Regions from separate parts of the Mus musculus genome. Here region 2 is linked to region 1. A link is a loop called in an ENCODE intact Hi-C map of the cell type or tissue named here. Cell type or tissue: left cerebral cortex. All regions are shown on one strand. Each heading gives the region's core, and the rest is flanking DNA. Links, peaks and the distances in the headings are about the cores only.

What was found. Hi-C counts contacts between places; a loop is a spot of excess contacts. Peaks named below come from ENCODE experiments on the same cell type or tissue, not always from the same donor. Only the 100,000 strongest peaks of a DNase experiment are listed, where the experiment ranks them.
Region 2: it touches region 1 in a loop (3-fold over the local background); 2 of 42 quality-filtered maps call a loop at or near these places.

What each region holds. Positions count from the first base shown.
Region 1 is chr7:51,429,482-51,439,256 of GRCm38, forward strand. No RefSeq gene overlaps it. Among named protein-coding and RNA genes, the nearest start is that of Gm33015, 9.7 kb to the right of the region's middle. In left cerebral cortex, for the core only: a CTCF peak has its summit at 5,606 (motif pointing left); DNase peaks (open chromatin) are centred at 3,477 and 5,600.
Region 2 is chr7:49,749,580-49,759,354 of GRCm38, forward strand. It overlaps Gm32962 (a long non-coding RNA gene), which reads left to right and starts at 3,276. Exons shown (of 2, transcript XR_391460.2): 1 at 3,276-3,543; 2 at 6,072-6,582. It overlaps Htatip2 (HIV-1 Tat interactive protein 2), which reads left to right and starts at 9,527. Exons shown (of 6, transcript NM_016865.3): 1 at 9,527-9,732. The coding sequence starts at 9,635. In left cerebral cortex, for the core only: CTCF peaks have their summits at 3,684 (motif pointing right) and 5,351 (motif pointing left); DNase peaks (open chromatin) are centred at 3,687 and 5,359.

The DNA.
Region 1 (9,775 bases), core at 3,039-8,038:
GAGATTAAAGACTTTTTTCAGGGCCATTGCTAGTTTGATTGTGAAGATTCTGTGGTTCTGGTTACCTGAGGCTGAAGAATCAGCTGTGATTAACAAGATACCAGAACTACTAAAGTAAAACCTTTGCATTACTGAGACTGTTGATGATGGTTAGCTTGAGCTAAGAAATTATCGGTGATTAAGAAGAGACCAGCATCATTGAGATGACAACTTCTGGGAAGTGTTTTCTGAGAGCACAGAGGCTGTGTTCCAGAGATAGCCAAGGTTGTACTTTGTGCTGTGGCTGGACTTGGTAATGTGTAAGAGTTACACAGGTGGTACTGGTTTTGAAGGCATGAAGGGGTCATGCAGAGCAGCTGAGGCTCAGCACTGTGAGAGGCCTTGGAAGGCCATTGGTGACAGTGCAGCCTCAGTTGCAATTGATGGTCCAGGACTGAAGGGGTCATGCAAAGGAGTTGAGGCTTTGCACCATGAAGAGAGCCTGTGAGAGGCTATTGGTGAAGCCTAGTTACAGTGGAAGACAGCAGCATTTTGGAGATGCCAGTACCATGAGATGACCACCAAGAACAGCAGCAGCAGTGGAGTACAGCAGCTGGAGCCTAGAAGAAAAGTTGTGTGCTACAAAGGACAGGGTTGGAGAAGTGACCCAAGCTCTTGGAGGAGCCCAGAAGATAGTGAGTTGGATCCCAGGCATTGAACAGTTGGAGTTTAATTTTTGCTTCTGATTGTGACTGTGCCCTGATATTTTTCCCTCTTGAAGAAAGAAAATATTTTAGTGGGTCCCACAGTTAAGAGACTTTTAATTGTAAAAAGACTTTGGATTTTAAAAGATATTGGATATTTTAAAAGGATTGAACTTTTAATATGTAAAGACTGTGGGCCTTTTAAAGTTGTTTAGATCTTGGGGATGCATAAGAAACTAAGGGTTGAGGCTTACTAGTGGTGTGTTTCTGTGTCAAGTTGACAAGGGGTCAATTGTACTGGCTAGTTTTGTGTCTACTTGACACAGCTGGCATTATCACAGAGAAAGGAGCTTCATTTGGGGAAATCCCTCCAGGAGATCCAGCTGTAAGGCATTTTCTCAATTAGTGATCAAGGGGGAAAGGCCCCTTGTGGGTGGGACCATTTCTGGGCTGGTAGTCTTGGGTTCTATAAGAGAGCAGGTTGAGCAAGCCAGGGGAAGCAAGCCAGTAAGTAACATCCCTCCATGGTCTCTGCATCAGCTCCTGGTTTCTGACCTGCTTGAGTTCCAGTCCTGATTTCCTTGGTGATGAACAGCAGTATGGAAGTGTAAGCTGAATAAACCCTTTCCTCCCCAATTTGGTTCTTGGTCATGATGTGTTTGCAGGAATAGAAACCCTGACTAAGACAGCTCCCTTGTCAAAGATCAAGTGACCTTAGGTGTGTGGGTTCATTTCTGGGTCTTCAATTCTATTCCATTGATCTACCTGTCTGTCACTGTACCAGTACCATGCAGTTTTATTTTCACAATTGCAGTACAGCTTGAGGTCAGGCATGGTGATTCCCCCAGAGGTTCTTTTATTGTTGAGAATAGTTTTTGCTATCCTAGGTTTTTTGTTATTCCTGATGAATTTGCAAACAGAGCTAAACAAAGAATTCTCAACTGAGGATTACCAAAGGGCTGAGAAGCACTTGAAAAAATGCTCAACATCCTTAATCATCAGGGAAATGCAAACCAAAACAACCTTGAGATTCCACCTCACACCAGTCAGAATGACTAGGATCAAAAATTCAGGTGACAGCAGATGCTGGCAAGGATGTGGATAAAGAGGAACACTCCTCCATTGCTGGTGGGATTGCAAGCTGGTACAACCACTCTGGAAATCAGTCTGGCAGTTCCTCAGAAAACTGGACATAGCACTACCGATAGATCCAACAAAACCTCTCCTGGGCATATACCCAGAAGATGTTCCAACTGGTAAGAAAGACACATGCTCCACTATGTTTATAGCAGTCCTATTTATAGTAGCCAGAGCTGGAAAGAACCCAGATGTCCCTCAACAGAGGAAATGATACAGAAAATGTGGTACATTTACAAGTGCAGTACTACTCAGCTATTGAAAACAATGAATTTATGAAATTCTTGGGCAAATGGATGTATCTGGAGGGCATCATCCTGAGTGAGGTAACCCAATCACAAAAAATGTCACTTGATATGCACTCACTGATAAGTGAATATTAGCCCAGAAACCTAGAATACCCAAGATACAACTTCTAAAACACAAGAAAATCAAGAAGGAAGATCAACGCATGGATACTCCCTAGGATAAGAAATAAAATATCTATGACAGGAGTTGCAGAGACAAATTTTGGAACTAAGACAAAAGGATGGACCATCCAGAGACTTCCCCACTCGGGCGCCCATCCCATAATCAACCACCAAATGCAGACGCTATTGCATATGCCAGCAAGATTTTGCTGAAGGGACCCTGATATAGCTGTATCTTGTGAGGCTATCCCAGTGCCTGGCAAATACAGAAGTGAATGCTCACAGTCATCTATAAGATGGAACACAGGGCCCCCAATATAGGTGCTAGAGAAAGTACCCAAGGAGCTGAAAGTGTCTGCAACCCTATAGGTGGAACAACAATATGAACTAATCAGTACCCCCAGAGTTCATGTCTCTAGCTGCATATGTAGCAGAAGATGGCCTATTCGGCCATCATTGGGAAAAGAGGCCCCTTTGTTTAGCAAACTTTATATGTCCCAGTACAGGGAAACACCAGGGCCAAGAAGTAGGAGTGAGTGGGTAGGGGAGCAGGGCGCGGGGGGGGGGGGAGGGGGGTGTATAGGGGACTTTTGTGGTAGCATTTGAAATGTACATGAAGAAAATATCTAATCTAAAAGGTGGGAAAAATGGATTTCTAGTATGTAAATTATACTTCAATGAAGCTGCTGAAAAAGGAAAACAACAACAACAAAAACCATTATGAAAATCTATGTAATCTCTGAGAAGGGAGAGTAAGACATTAAAGTAAACAAATGGCTTTGTCTTGGAACTCAATACTAGACTTGTGAAATCCAAACTAGGAAGATTTCTGTGACTTCTTGCCGTAGGCCAGTGAGCTCAGTAGAGCCTTTGGACCCTTCTCTGCAGCAGGAGGACCCTGAAGACCCCAGCCATATTGACATGTATTCTAAAAAGTATCATTCGTGATGGGTTCTACAATGCTAAGTCAGGAGCACTAAGTGGTATAAGGTAGACCATAGCAGCATTGGCCTTAATTGTTTATCTGTCCTTGTGTTGACAAGGGTCTCTGGGAGTTGTGGGTACAGTAGAGGTAACTGTGAAAGTGTGAAGTGCATCTCTTTCCCCAAATATTCACAATACAAGACATTCCTTATCTGCTTGAGGGCAAAAATGATACATTGTATAAGATGCTAAGGCTGGTCTCCATGGAGAGGACAGCTTTACCCCAGATCAGAAAACATTTTACTGTAGGCTGCTCACTGAGAACCTGGCTCTGTCTCCAAGTGCAGGGAGGTAGAGATGCTCTATCTTTTTTAACATTAGCATGCAAAGCAACAGGATTTCTTTGCATTTTCACACATTTTTGTTTTGGTTAATTGTTCCTCTTACTTCCCTGTTCCCTCCTTATTTGCACATTTCTATCCAAGGATTCGCTTTTCCACTGCCATATCGCATATATTCTACTGTGATCTATTTCTCCTCTCACACTCCTGTTAAACTTCTTCTCAAAGGCTGGAGAGATGATCCAGTGATTAAGAGCATGTCCTGCCATTGCAGAGGAACAGAGTTGAGTTCCTAACAGGTACATCAGATAGTTCACAACCACCTGTAACTTGAGCTCCAGGAAATCCAACCCCTCCTCCTTTGGACTCTGCAGACATTGTGCTCCCCCCCCCTCAAACACACACAGAGAGTACACATAATTTACGACAAAATAGAAAATTTTAAAGCTTCTTTCTCTTCTATAATGTATATACACATATATATGTATGTATGTAGATATGTATATGAACAAATATTAAGAGAAGGAAACAGAGAGTTGTGATCACTATGGTATAGAGAAGAAATGTTCCTTCCTTTTCTGAAAAAATATATTTTAGATCTATATGTTTTTTGCAAATTTCATAATTATATTTTTCTTATAGCTAAGTAATATTTCATTGTGTTTCTGTGCCACATTTTCACTGCCTTCTTGCCTGTTGATGGAAATTCAGGATGATCCAATTTCTCAGTTGTTGTGAATACTGTGGCAATAAACATTGGTGTGCAGGTGTTATTATGGGGAGATGTAGAATCCTTGGGGTATATGCCCAGGAGTGGCAGGGCTAGGCTAGGCCATGCATGTACTATCTCTGGTTTTCATGTTTTGAGAAAACTCTACCTTTGGTTTACATTTTCACCACCAGTGAGCAAGGAGTCCTTCTGTACCTCTGTGTCAGCATCTGTTGTCACTTGTTTGCTTGATGATTGTCATTCTGACTGAGTTAAGATGGAATCTCAAAAGCTCAGGAATGGACAGATTTACTGGTGAATTCTACCATAATTTTTATGAAATTTTAATGCCAATGTGTCTTTTTTAGGGTTACTATTTCTGTGATGAAACATGACCAAAAACAACTTGGAGAGGGAAGGGTTAATTTTCACTTAAAGTTCCACGTAACAATTCATCATCAAAAGCAGTGAGGGCAGGAATATGAAGGCAGGAGCTGATGCAGAAGCTATGGAGGGGCACTGCTTACTGGCTTGCTGCTCATAGCTTCCTCAGCCTGCTTTCCTATAAAACTCAATCCCATCAGTCCAGGGATGGCACCATCAACAAAGGGCTTGCCCTCCCCTCAATCACTAATAAAGAAAGTTTTCTACAGACCTTCCTATAGCATGCTTCTATGAAGGCATTTTCTCAATTGAGGCTCTTTCCTTTCAGATGACTCTAGCTTGGGTCAAGTTGACATAAAACTATTCAGCATGCCATATTTCTCAAGCTGTTCCACAAAAATCAAAGGAAAAGAACACTACTACCAAAACCCTCTCACAAGATCAGTATTCCCTGGTACCCAAACCACATAAAGACACAACAAAAGTAGGAAACTACAAACCAAACTCCCTGATACACATAGATGCTGAGTTTCTGCCAAAAGAAGACTTGCCAACTGAACTTGATAATACATTAAGAAGGATGTACATCGCAATCATGCTGGTTTCATACCCAGGATGCAGATTTGGCTCAACATATGCAAATCGGTAAATATAATACACTATTTTAATGGAGCCTAGGACAGATCACGTCACACAATCCTTTTGAATTCAACACACTTTTCACAATAAAAGTCCTGAAGAAACTACGGATAAGAGAAAACCATATCTAAACTGCAGTAAATCTGGAAAAAAAGAAAAACTGAGAGCATTTCTTCTAAAATCTGTTTTTTTGGGGGGTTTTTTTGTTTGTTTGTTTTGGTTTTTTGGTGGTTTTTTTTTTTGTTTTTTGGTGGTTTTTTGTTTTGTTTTGGTTTTTGTTTTGGTTTTTTTGGTACACCCCTACCCAGTCCATTCTGATGACACCAACTATGGTTATAGACAAACTTGGGCCTAGGGTGCCATCTAGTGCTGAAAGAATGACAACACATGAAATACAGACCTGGAGTTTAAGACTCCAAGTACTTAAAAGTAGGGAAATTGATTAACATAACCAAAGACTGAAACAAACAAAAATTGTACACCCCAGTATTCTCTAGACAAAATTTTAAATATGAAACATCAACAGCTGAACATATCAAATGGAAGGAGGAATTGGTGAGCTTGAAGACATGCCGTTTGAAGACACATGAAGGAGAACAAAATGAAGAACACTTATCTGAAATTTGAAGCAGCATTCAAAGGACAAATTTTGAGTTCTAGAAGCACAATACATGAGAGAGAGAAAGACAGGCAAACAGAGACAGAGAGACAGAGAGACAGAGACAGACAGACAGAATAACAGTAAAACACCCTATATCTAATACAGGGGAGCCAAATGTGACTGTTATTTCTTAACTCAGCCAAGTCAATCCCAAGACATTTATTATCAAGCTCTCAAAGAAGAAAGGCAAAGAGGAACTTATTAAAGTAATAAAATTCCAAGTACCAGGTGAGGTGCTCTAACTCGCCTAACATCACCAGTGTCAACAGGGACCTTACTGTCTAGTCATGAACAAGTTGAGTTAGCCACAGTGCTGTATCAAAAGAGAAAAAGCTAGCAAAGGAGAAAATTTCAACATAGGATACTTTAAAGAAGAAAACTTCATCCAGACAACCTACTCTTTTTTTTTTCTTCTTTCTTTTTTTTTATTTTGTTTTTTATTAGGTATTTATTTCATTTACATTTCCAATGCTATCCCAAAAGTTTCCCACGTGCTCCCCCACCCACTCTCACTTCTTGGCCCTGGCATTCCCCTGTACTGAGGCAGATAATGGGGCTCTCTTTCCAGTGATGGCCAACTAGGCCATCTTTTGATACATATGCAGCTAGAGTCAAGAGCTCCGGGGTACTGGTTAGTTCATACTGTTGTTCCACCTATAGGGTTGCAGACCCCTTCAGCTCCTTGGGTATTTTCTCTAGCTCCTCCACTGGGGGCCCTGTGATCCATCCAATAGCTGACTGTGAGCATCCACTTCTGTGTTTGCTAGGCCCTGGCATAGTCTCACAAGAGTCAGCTATATCTGGGTACTTTCAGCAAAATCTTGCTAGTGTATGCAATGGTGTCAGCGTTTGGAGGCTGATTATGGGATGGATCCCGGATAGGGCAGTCTCTAGATGGTCCATCCTTTCGTCTCCAAACTTTGTCTCTATAACTCCTTCCATGGGTGTTTTGTTCTCAATTCTAAGAAGGGGCAAAGTGTCCACACTTTGGTCTTCATTCTTCTTGAGTTTCATGTGTTTAGCAAATTGTATCTTATATCTTGGGTCTTCTAAGTTTCTGGGCTAATATCCACTTATCAGTGAGTATATATTATGTGAGTTCTTTTGTGATTGGGTTACCTCACTCAGGATGATGCCCTCTAGGTCCATCAACCTACTCTTTTTTAAAATGATGGAAATGTATGGTAAGTTCCGGAAAAAAAAACATACCAGAGATAATTTATCACAACCATACCTTTCCCACAATAGACCCTAAAAATGGTGAGAGCAACCATACAGTTGGACTCCCAATGCAGGAGGAGTGTAGACACAGAGCATAAAATGAATATAGCTTTAGTATGAAGACTAAAGCCTCAAAACTAATTGTATTTATAAATCGATGAGCACTATGATGATAAAGTAGGACATCAAAAGTTCAAAATATGGGGGAAATACAATGTGAGTGTAGAAGTTTTTATTAATATTTTTCTTGTATTTTCTTTCTTACATTTACTCTTGTGTGATGTTGATTTTACTTCAAAATAGTTTTCTATATTCAGCAGATGACCATGACACACAAAATCACTCACCTAAGAAACAAGTCTACAAGAACCCAATTAACTAGCAAACAGGCTGGGCTATGGGGGTTTCCCAGTTGTAAAGGATCAAATCATGCCATTGGCAAGAAAAATGAACACAACCAATAATCAGGATATTACCTTCAACACTCAGTCCTATGAGGACAAGTACCACATGCTATCTCTCATATGTAAAAGCTGCGAAAAGGTCATGAAACTAAAAGCTATCACACAGTGATATGAAAAAGGGAGGGGGGGTAGATGGAAGGAAATAAGAAAGGGCAATAGAGGAAGTCAATGTTTGGGGATGGTCAACTTTTCCTCTATACCTGCATCCAACTACATTAAAGTTCATAAAAAAAAAAAAAAAAAAAAAAAAAACCCTACTTCATAGCCTGAATCTATTTTCTCTGTAGATGGTGGTTGTGCCAAACTCATTTCATCATAGTAGCAACCCAGTAGTAGTATTTTGCGTTTAACCAGAGTTTCTCCAAGTTGTTTCTGGTTGTCCAGTTACCCCTGATCCCAGCAATGGAATCTTGCCTTTACTGCTGCAGGGATGGGGTTTCCCAGATAGTCAGATGCTGCTTGCGGGTTTTGACCTGAAACTGTGGAGGTAGGAGAGTCAGTCATAAGAGATCTAAGAAGTAGGCAGGACTGGTCCTTAGAAACACTATGGCATAAGTGATCATGTGGTACAATGATGCAATCTCCCAGTGCCTGCCCATTTCCCAGTGCTCTGAAGTGATTAGAGAGATTAGCTTTTGGCTTCTTGAGCTCCTAGTAATTGTTTTAAAACAATACAGAGGGTAGGCTTGGGGCTCGAATTGCACAGCAGCAGTCAGTGGGGGCCAATGACACAGGACAAGACAGGCTAAGACACAAGAGATGTGCTATGATACCCAGGAGTATATTCATTGCTGTTCCCTAATGCACAGGATAAAGAATTTAGCTGCAATGGTAGGGCGGTACAACTTGGATTAATTGACATTTTAGTTCAAGAGATCAGAAGGATGAGGTCTTAAAACTGAATTAGATTGAATAATAGAAAACAAAGTTTGATGAACCACATTTTCATTACCCATTCATAAGTTGATGAATACATTTCCACAATGGAATATTATTCAGCTGTCAAGAAAAAAAAAAGGCTTGTTTTCTCTTATATGTGAATGTTGTCTTTTCAGCTTTAGATATATGTATTTTATTCAGAATACACACCGAGGTTAGGTGATTAGTAAAGAGCCAAGGGTGGGGGTGGGGGAGGCTTTAAAATGAGGAATTATAATATATTGGGGTGTGTGTGTGTGTGTGTGTGTGTGTGTGTGTGTGTGTGTAGTTGTTGTTGTTTTTTGAGACCAGCTTTCTCTATCTAGACCTGCATGTCCTGGAACTTACTCTGTAGATCCAGCTAACCTAGAACCCAGAAACCTAACTGTCTTTTCCTGGGATGGATATAGAGTTATAGAGGGATAAGGTGGAAACTAAAATAGGAGAATTAAATAGGGAAGTGGAGGGGAGTGAAGGGAAACTGATGGAATATAAGGAGGGACAACTAACATGGGCCATTTGAAAACAGTACGGAAACTACTACAGTCGAAGCTTCCTAAAAGAAGTATATGCATGGAAAGAATCTAAGTGGAGCCAGCAAAAATAAGGGAAACAGTGCCCCAATGACATCATAGTCTATCAAATAAAACCCTCACTTTTGAGAATGGGTTACATCTGGTTTAGCCACTCACCAAAGGGCTCCTCTCATAGACCCTGACAATCATTGACAGTTGCCAATGCTATTGGTTACCCTCTATAACCTGAAGGTAAGGTCCTATTACTGAAGAAATCACTTATTCATGTCATAGAACACGAAGAAATCATCCTGGTGTTCAAATAGAGGCTACTCCCTTATTGACTAGCATTCATAATGCTGGAAGGTACAATGTAAACTACTACTGGAGGAGAAAAATAAACCTCTGTCTCACCAATCGACAAAACCTGTTTACAAGATATACTTGTGCAACAGCTGCAAAAATATTATGGGAGTAGCCAAATACTTTTTGATTGGACCTCTCCATGATATGTAACCCATTCCTGACACTGTTAATGAGACCAAACCCCTGAAACTAGATAGGCCATAGGCCACAGAGGCCCCACTATTAATATTCTGCTAAATCAATGGTTCTCAGCCTTTCAAATGCTGCAACTTGCTAATGCAGTTGCTCATGTTGTGGTGTACCCAACCATAAAATTATTTTTGTTGCTATTTCATAGGTGTAATTTTGCTACCGTTATTAATCATAATGTAAACATCTTGATATGCAAGATATCTGAGATGCA
Region 2 (9,775 bases), core at 2,567-7,566, 1.7 Mb before region 1:
CTATATAACTTGAAAAGAGGCTTACGGTTTTTCTACTTTCAATTTCCAAATGAACTTCCATTTCCCACTGAATCAGTCCTGGCCACAGAAGGGAAAGAGTTCTTTGAGGCTTCAGGACATTTATTGCTCTGAAATACTGGAGTCTCACACCATGGTCCCTGGTCTACCAGGGAGCTTGCAGGCTTCCAGCCTTGGGGTCTGTCTTTATAAGTATTCACCAACCCATACTTCATTGCTTCGCTTAGTGAGTGCTACAGCCACCACCCTGGGACTTACTGTAATTGCCATTTGGTAGGCCTGTTGGATGTACAAGTGAATTCTGTTCACCAGCTAAGACTTGGCAATCTTCATGGCAAAGTAAGACAATCGCTGTGATTGCCCTTTTTGTTATTGGGTGGGGGAGCAAAGATGCAGCAAGAAAAATGACACTGTGAATTCTTGTCTGGCTGGGACTCAACTCGTGCACCTTTCTTCAGCACCTTAACACATAGTAGAACATCTTCATCTTCTGTGACTCTGCAAGAACTCTAATTTCTGTCTTTATTTTTGTTACATCTATTTGTTTACTTGTGTGTGTGCACACACACACACAGGTGCCACAATACCCAGAGGAAGTCAAATGGACAGCATTCAGGAGTCTGTTCTCTCCTTCCACTATGTGGGTCCCAGGAAGTGAACTCGGGATACCAGATGTGGCAGCAATCTCCTTTACCCAATGAGCCATCTCGTTGGCCCAAGAACTCTAATTTCTGTATTCAAGTCAGCCACACTGATACCCATAAGGATGGTAGTGTCTTTCAGCATGAGAAGAAATGCAGCGAGGCTGAGCTAAAACACTTTCTACTGGTTATGATGAAGCAAGGTGCCTCCTCATCTCATCAGACCATGTGTTCTCTTGCTCGGGAATGCTAAGTATTATGAAAATTAATTTGGGTGATAAATCTAGTTTTTGGTTATGATATCATTTTTCAGTCCCAAAAGATTGCTGTACACTGTCTCATTTTATTCTCCTAATAATTCTATGTCACAAGAACTTTACAAAGAATTAACTTGGGGTCTAAACGGACAGATACCTAGGCAGGGCTTAGCTGAATGGGACTTGAACACAGTTTTCTTAGCATGTAAAGCGTGTACCCTTTAGTTGGAGAACAACAAGGTGTAAAACCAAGAGTTACAGCCCAAATGCTCTAATAATTTATTCTGAAGTATTCCATTAACAGCACAACGTTAACAACTTGGGAAGTTGAAGCAGGAAGATTGCCACAAGTCTAAACAGCAAGTTCCAGGTCCATCAGACCACAAAGTGAGGCGTCGTCATCATCACCACCACCACCATCATCATCACCACCACTGCAATAGGAAGAAGAAGTAGAGGAGGAGGAGGAGGAGGAGGAGAAGAAGAAAGAAGAGGAAGGGGAGAGAGAGAGAAAGAGAAAGAGGAAAGAATAAAAGGAAAATAGGTGATTAATTTTAAAATTTATTTATTATTTATTTAAATGTATATGAGTACACTGTAACTATCTTCAGACACACCAGAAAAGGGCATCAGATTCCATTACAGATGGTTGCAAGCCATCATGTGGTTTCTGGGAATCGAATTCAGGACCTCTGGAAGAACAGTCAATGCTCTTAACCGTCTCTCTATCTCTCTAGCCTCACTGATTCATTCTTAGAAATATAAAAAGTTATGGGCTGGAGAGAGATGGCTCTGTTGTTATAACTTTACATGTTACATTGGGAGTCAGTCCAGCCTGGCTGCTGAAATATTAGCACTGTACTGCCCTCTAGTGTTAGGCAGAGTTTACAGCAGCACGCCTTCATTAAAATTAGACTTTCTCCCACCAAGTCTAACTCCTTCAGCTTCAATGGTCCAGCTAGCTGGCTAGTTTTAAATTTAAATGGAGAATTTAAAAGGCTATTGACAGATAAGAGCGCTTCTGTCCTTGCCAGAATCCTGGTCACTTCCTCCTTTGAGGGCTGAAATTTCTCTCCTCTTCATTGCCCTCTTCAATAGTAATCTGCATAAAAGTGATTTATGAAAAAACACTCCAAAGCAGCAGATTTCTAAGAGCTCAGATGTTTGAAGGGGAACAGTACTATTTATCAAGCTTAGAAACTGACTGTGTTTTGGTAATACACTTTTATAATTACTCAGTCAGTTAGAATTACTCAGTGTTAGCAGGATGTTGTGAGAAGAATGTCTGATCAAAAGCAGGGTCTTCAGCAATTCAAAGCAGAGGTACCCTTAAACAGCAATATCAAAACCAAAGAAAATAAATTTATTTATTTATTTATTTATTTATTTATTTATTTATTTATTATTTGTTTGATTTTGCAATTCTAGGCATGGAACACAGGGTTTCACATGTGCCAAGCTGGTAATTTACCACTGAGATACATATAGCCCCAGCCCTGATTCATTACAGTGAAAAGGGCAAAAAGATTAAAAAAAAAAAAAGATTCTTCTTCCAAAGTCAAACAAATAGATTTACATAAAACCAAAGAGCAAGAAACTTGAGCTTTCTTTACTAGACTTCTAGTTGGCCAACTGGTTCTAAACTCAATTTTCATTAATCAAATTACTTTTGTTTGTTTGCTTGTTTGTTTGTTTTCTGGAGACAAACTCTCAAACTTGCTATATTATATAATCAAGGATGACCTTGACTTCTGATCTTTCTGTCTCCAAAAGTGTTGTTTTGACTGCAAGGATGTGTGCGTTCTCTATGCTGTGAAGGATTCGTTGATACATTTACTAAGTGCCAGGCACCAGTGTGGTGGTGGCAACACAGTAGTGGCCTAAGCAGATCCGGTCCTATCTTCCTGGTGAGAGGCACACCCCAACCACAGAAGCTTCTGCTCACAGTGAGCTGTGGATGCCCATCCTCTAGCCCTCCGCCACCTTCTCTAGGAAAACGATCTTATCTCAGCGTTTACAAGGACTCTTAACCTCAAGGGCCATTGCACAGCCCTTCCTCTTGGCTGTCTACCTCACAACCCCCAGATAATCCTCAATGGAAAGGACAAGCCAACTCTAGGGGGGGATTTATAGGTGTTTCCATGTCTCTTGGAGATAAACTCTGAACCCTGCTCCCCCTCGAGTGCTGCTGGCATAGACTTGGCAGTTTATTATTGATTTCATTCGATGAGAAACGTGATCGTAAAACGTGGAACTAGCTTTTCTCCAGGCTATAGTTTGCTCCAGTGAAAGTTAGTTCGACTCTGAAATGTCCCTCACAGCCTCGTGCGTGCGCCGAGCACGCATTCCCGAGCACAGCCGCTGGAACCGTATTGGGAAGCTGTGGGACTTCCGGAAGGTGTGACCCATCTGGCTGGATGAGATCACTAGGGACTGGCCTTTGAAAGTTGTAGCCCAGCAGCACTCTGGTCTGCTGCTTTGCTGCCCACTCCAGTTATCATGATCCGAGCTGCACCTTTGAACCTTCCGGGGACTGAAACCCTCAGCCGCCAGGAGCAGGTTGCTTCTGTCAGGAATTATGGCGACCACAGTGCAAAAGCAACTAAGCCATACCACATCTTGGAGAGGTGAGCACGGGCATGTGTGCTGACTTCAGGGAGCTTCATGTACATTACCTCAGTTAATATTCGCTGCAGCATGGAGGATTCATTCCCTTTTATAGGCTTTGGAAGTTAAAAGAACTTCACTGCGCTAACTCAGCCAGCAGGTGGCAGAATTCCATCTTCTTGTCTGTAAATTGGGTCAGATAGGTATGACTCCCCTTCCCGCTCTGTAGTGAATCTTGGCAGCTGGATTCTAGGCCTAGGCAGTACTGAATACAGCCTGGGCTCTTAACTATGATATAATTTCAAGCACTCTCCGTGGATTATCCATTCAATCTTCACAACATCCGCGCGGGAAGAACTAGTCACAGATTGAGGAACCCAGGACATAAGGAGGGTGAAAGAAACTAGCACAAGTGAAACTGGTGCCCAGCTGTCCCCCTCCAAGGCCTCTGTGTTGACTGTCACCTGTGCTCAGAGTCCAGCCTGGGTGTTGTCATGTTCTTGGCTTTTTTTATCCACAACTGAAAAGAAGGGCTCACAGAGACTTGCAAAAGCAGGGAGATATTTTCATTTTGGGTAAAGATCAGAAAGGGATACAACTGTCGAAATTGATAGAGGGCCAAGTGTGAGAATATACTCAGGAGCCCCAACTGTTGCTTTGGCTTCACGGGGAGGAGGTGCTGGTCCCTAAGGCTCATGGTTTGGGTGGCTTCCTATTTTGATTGATAGGTTATATAATCATTTCCTCTACTGCGCATGTTCTTCCTAATAAGGCATCTGATTTTAATCGTAAGCACCCCCAATTACACATAGGCATAAGATGGTCAATAGAGATGGCTCAGAGGTTAAGAGCACTCTTCCGAAGGCCCTGAGTTCAAATCCCAGCAACCACATGATGGCTCACAACCACCTGTAATGAGATCTGACTCCCTCTTCTGGTATGTCTGAAGATAGCTACAGTGTACATATGAATCTTAGAGAAAAAAAAAAGGTGGTCAGTAGAGATTCTCTCTAAAAGGCAACTAAAGGACACAGTTGACTTATTGTGCATGCATCCAAAGCTAGTTTATGCTGGATTGAACCTTCCACTCTTTATAGGATGAACTGGGAATACATTTGAACAGAAACTGTTTCAATCTTGGTACTAGAGGTCAATAAATGTGTATGTTGTTCATAGGTGAGAACCCCCCCCCCCCCCCGCCACACACACACCTCCTATTTGTAGGTGAGGGCGTGAGGGAGTCCTGTGGTTGCTAGGTGACTTATTTGAATGGGATGTATACATAAAGCCTATGGGTCGGGGCATAACCTACCAGTGCACTATTACAAGAAGGGGGTGGGCTGCAAAACCCGAACCAAATAGAGTCCGAGCCTAAACCTCCTGTGCTTGCCTGACTCAACCATCACATACTTCTTCTAAAGAGTCCAATAGATGAGGGTGTAAGAATTCCAGATTTAAAAAAAAAAAATTAGCAAAGTAGCACTAAGTTTAAAATCTCTGTTACACATGGGTTCAACAGAAAATGTGATTCCGCCTGTCTTTCTGTCCTTGGCGTTTAACATACCACCAGGCACACGGAAAGCAGCTGAGTGACTGCACACATGCGTTAGAGGCCATCCCTTTGCTTTCTGAACCCTCCCACACTGCTTATTTACTTATGAAATACCCGGCTCACACTGAAAGTATATTAGACACTAAATTCACACGCATAATTGTCCCATACGTTAACAACCCAGAGAACCAACTCTAAGTTTTCTTATAAATAATTAGAAGGCATTTTGGACCACCTGGGTATCCGAATGAGCGAGCATTTCGGCCTTCTCTGGCGCCCTCTGGTGCTTGATATCTGCAATTACTTCAGAGCAGCTGAGGCTGGACTGTCTGAATGTGTTTCCTGGGTACAGACAGGTGCATGGGAGCTTACACACAGAGCATGCCCTGGAGAACTGGCGTTTCCTGTCTGAACGCCAGCTATTCAGTGTCATGTCAGAGCTGTGATGGCTCCTGTAGCCATTTTTCCCTGGTCTTTTCCTCATTTGTCTAAATTTCCTTCTGCTCCTTTCTTCCTGTACAACCTGTAAAACGAATTTTGTCTACTGTGTTTCTAAAAAGATCTCTCTCTGTCCCCTCTCTCTCTCCTTCTGTTTTCTTGATCCTCTTCAAAAGCTACAAGTGTTAAATCAGTAATATATAAAGTTCTAAACAGGACTGTGTATTGTTGCATGTTTTTTACTTTTTTTTTTTTAAGTGGAAGACTTGAATCCCAGTTTTCTTCCAGTTACCATGCGCTTCCTTAAGTAGAAGGCTGTTCCTTTCTGGCTACTATGAGGAAATAGATCCCAATGCATTCCCCTCTCATAGTGAAATCCTTCTTTAACTGAGTAGCAAACTCTTTTCAGCATCTTTAAAAGCAGCTGGTCCTGGGCTGGAGAGATGGCTCAGTGGTAAAGAATACAGGATAACCTCGAAGCAGAGCATACCAGACAGCTCACAACCGCCTGTAACTCCAGCTCTGTGAAATCTAATGCCCTCTTTTGTCTTCTTTCAGGCATCCAAGGACACATAGCCTACACAGAGAGACACACAAACATGTTGGAAACAGAAGACGCATAACAACAAACGCTTACTGATCTTGAGCTAGTCAGTCAAGGGCAAGCCCAGGCAGCTTTGTTTTTTAATGTTCATCTGTCATTATTTTCCTAAAGAGATGCCCTGGAGTAGCCAGAACAGAACCCCCACCCCCACCCCCACCCCACTCCCGCTGTGTGCTTCAGCATCCAAGTGTGACGAGATCATTGCTACTGGCCGTTCTCTGATTCTGATGAACACCAGAGTGGATGCTGTATGGACCGCTCTCATGATGATCCAGTTGATCCAGCTCTGCGGCTTAGGTCATTGTCCTCATTCATCCACGGATGGGAAAACCAACGTTAGAGAGGCTATGGATCATCGCCTGGGTGAGGTCTTAGTCACATGGTCAGCTTGAAAGTGATCCTGGGAAAGGCAGACTCAAAATGGGCCTCTGCATGTGCCACAATATAGAGCTCTGACTGAAAGGATAATGGGGAGTTGCTTGGCCTCTAAAGATGAATGATGATACCAAGTGGGTGACGTCTGAAATGGTGCACCCGCCCTGGGAGAGCGATGTGAACACATCCACAGCGAGACTGCTGTGAAATGTTCAAATCCTTGTTTATAACAGGAAAAATAACTGGAAGCAAACCTAACCTGTTTACAAGCAGGATGTGGGCTAACCTAGCCTCCTGGATCAGTGGGAAACAACCATGGTATTCATTTCTCCTTTCTATTTACTCCCAAGGGACATAAAAGACAGGCAGGTATGATTTTGCTAAAGTCCAACATGGCGAGACTAGTGAGTTTATTGGGGCAGGGGTTTAGGGCTAATTGCAGGAGTGTGGGTGATGCCCCTATCACGGGAGGTGACGTCATGAAGTTAAGTCATGGAGTCCCTCTTGAGACCAACCTTTTACTCTACATGTGCTCTAGAATCTTAAGGTCTTTTGTAGCTGTGTTCAGGGAAGGGAAGAGAGGTCCTATGGCTTTTAAGACATCTGTTGGGGAGCATTCATATCGTCATTAATCTTATCTTTACCCTCGACCTGGCTACCACTGTGTTGCTGTGTCCTGGTTGCCATGGCTACCAGGGAACAGTCCAGGATGGCAGGAGGAGAGAGCACCACCATAGAGCAGCTACTCAGAAAGAAACATTCAGGGCTGTCTGACCCACATGTCACAGGACGCAGCTCCAGGGCCACGAAAATGAACTCAAATTGGACAAACATGGGTCTAAGGCACACTTTTAAATATATGCGTGAGGAACCCTCTTGACAGCCCTACATGGTTTTTGTTGGAGACCAGTTTTCTTTATGGAAGTCTGGTTGTCTTGGAGCTTGCTCTGAAGACCAGCCTGGCCTTAAACTTACAGAGATCTCCTGCCTCTGTCTTCTGTGTGCTGGGACTAAAAGCCTGTGCCACCATACTGGAATATATATATTTTTTAAAGATTTATTTATTTATTTATTTATTTATTTATTTATTTATTTAATGTATTGCTGTTTTCATGCATACCAGGAGAGGTCATCATATCCCATTACAGATGGTTGTGAGCCACCATGTGGTTGCTCAGAATTGAACTCAGAAACCCTGGAAGAGCTAAGTAGAAGAACAAAGGCATGTTCTGGGGTAACATGAATTGGGCTGTGTACCTAGCCATGGTATACACTATGGTTCTAGAATCATGACCTGAACTCTTAGAACCTGAATATTTGATTTTAAGTATACTATATCGCAATTTTGAAAAACAAAGCATAGGCTTGCTACAGTCAGTAATCTCTTTAAGAGATTCAATACGCGGGTCCCCCATGTGAGCTGACAAGATCTGAGGGTGTCTTTTCATATGGCAGTCTCTGAGAAGGTGCACGGCAGCACCTATACATCCTGACAGCCTGGCATTGTGGCAGCCCAGTGGGGAAGGACAACAGTGTTCTCCATTGCCTCCATTTTAAACTGCAAACAGCAGAGTCCATCTGACTGCAGCAAGTCGGAAAAGGACTCTAGAGGCAGAATAAACAGGAAGCGCTCAACACAGCCCCTGCAAACAGGCAGCGGTTAAGGCAGGCAAGCCAGGGCAGGGGCTCACAGGATGCTACCCATCATCCTAATCTCCCTGTCCTTGCCCAGCAGGGCTCCACCCCTAGTCTTCATTGCATCTTTGTATTGCTCCCCAGAGTGGAAAAACCTGTGTGGAAGTATTTGAATGCCACGCCTAGGCCAGATTTTCATATAATGACATTCAACCAGCAAGGCGGGGGCGAAAGTACCTTTCATTTGGCTTCTAGATGGAGCGATGGAGCATCACACTCACAGCCCATCCTTCTTAGCTCAGGATCACATCCTGGACTTGACTCTGGGAGAGGGAGTCTGGGAGAGGCTGAGTTAGATCAAGGCAAACCCACATCATGGAAGGAGAGAACTGAATCCTGCAAGGGGCCCTCTGACCTTCATACACCGGTCATAACACCTCTACACACACACACACACACACACACACACACACACACACACACACAAAATAAATGCAGTTTAGAAAGTATCTCAGAGTCATAGTATTCTAATCTCTATGCATCCAAAATCCAGGGCATGCCCAGTGTGGATAGCTGTGTTCTAACCATTGATCCTGTTGTGAATTGGATCAGGTTTGGAAACTCTTCCTACCGCAACCATCCAGAAGGGGGCCAGCACCTGGGCAGGGAGATCAACCTGAAAACTGGTCAAAGGAGCCCCCCTAGCTTCTGGCTTGAGGGAATAGGATATGTGTCTTTAAAGAGGCAAGAAAGAGTTTTGTTTTTCATAGAGCTTAAGTGGAGCTAGGCTTTTTTTTCTTCTTCTTCTTTTTATGTCTTGCTTTACTAACAATTTCATGTTTATATATTTTGATCTTACTCACCTGGTACTAGCCTCTCCTACCTCTGTTTTGAGAGCTTCCTCCCAATAAGTCCTCCTTCGCTCTTGAGACAGAAGTTCATATATTTCAGGGTGTCCTAGAACTCAGAACATTCTGTTTCCAAGGAGAATCATCCTTGCTGGTATTGCCTGCTTGTGCCACCACATCCAACTTTATCCAGGGCTCTGCGTATGCCAGGCAAGCGCTTGATTAACTGAGCTACATGCTACGTCCCCAGCCTAAGAAGAGACTAGTTTTTAACGAGGAGAATGAGATGATTTGGGGACCAAGAGTCAAGTCCGGGATGCCTTTTATCTAAAATCTGAAGGCTCTGGCCCCAGGTGGTTAGGAAGAACGCGGTTGCAACTAGGGTTATGGGGGACGGAGGGAGGAGATCTGTGCTGGGGTGAAGCACAGCCCCACGCCCCCCCCACGCCCCGCCCCGCTGCAGCTCAGCCCCGGGGAGTGTGGTTCGAGCCCTGGGTGCAGCTCCCGCGCAGGGGCGGGTCCCGCGCTCAGCTCCAGCCCTCGGTGGGGCGGGGCCGCGAGCGCGCTGTCACCCGGAAGACGTCGCGGCCGGTAGGCTCCGGCTGGACCTCTTGGGGCTCCTTGCCGGGAGGGGAGACAGCGGGGCTGCAGGCGGCGAGATGCTCGGTCCCACGGTGCTGGGCACGGTCGTAGCCGCGCTGGTGGCTTCAATGCTACTGTTGCAGAGTGGGGACGAGGGGTCCGGGGCTGCTCCCAGGTAACCCCGGGTAGGGAATGGAGCCGGGCCCTGCAGCCCTGCC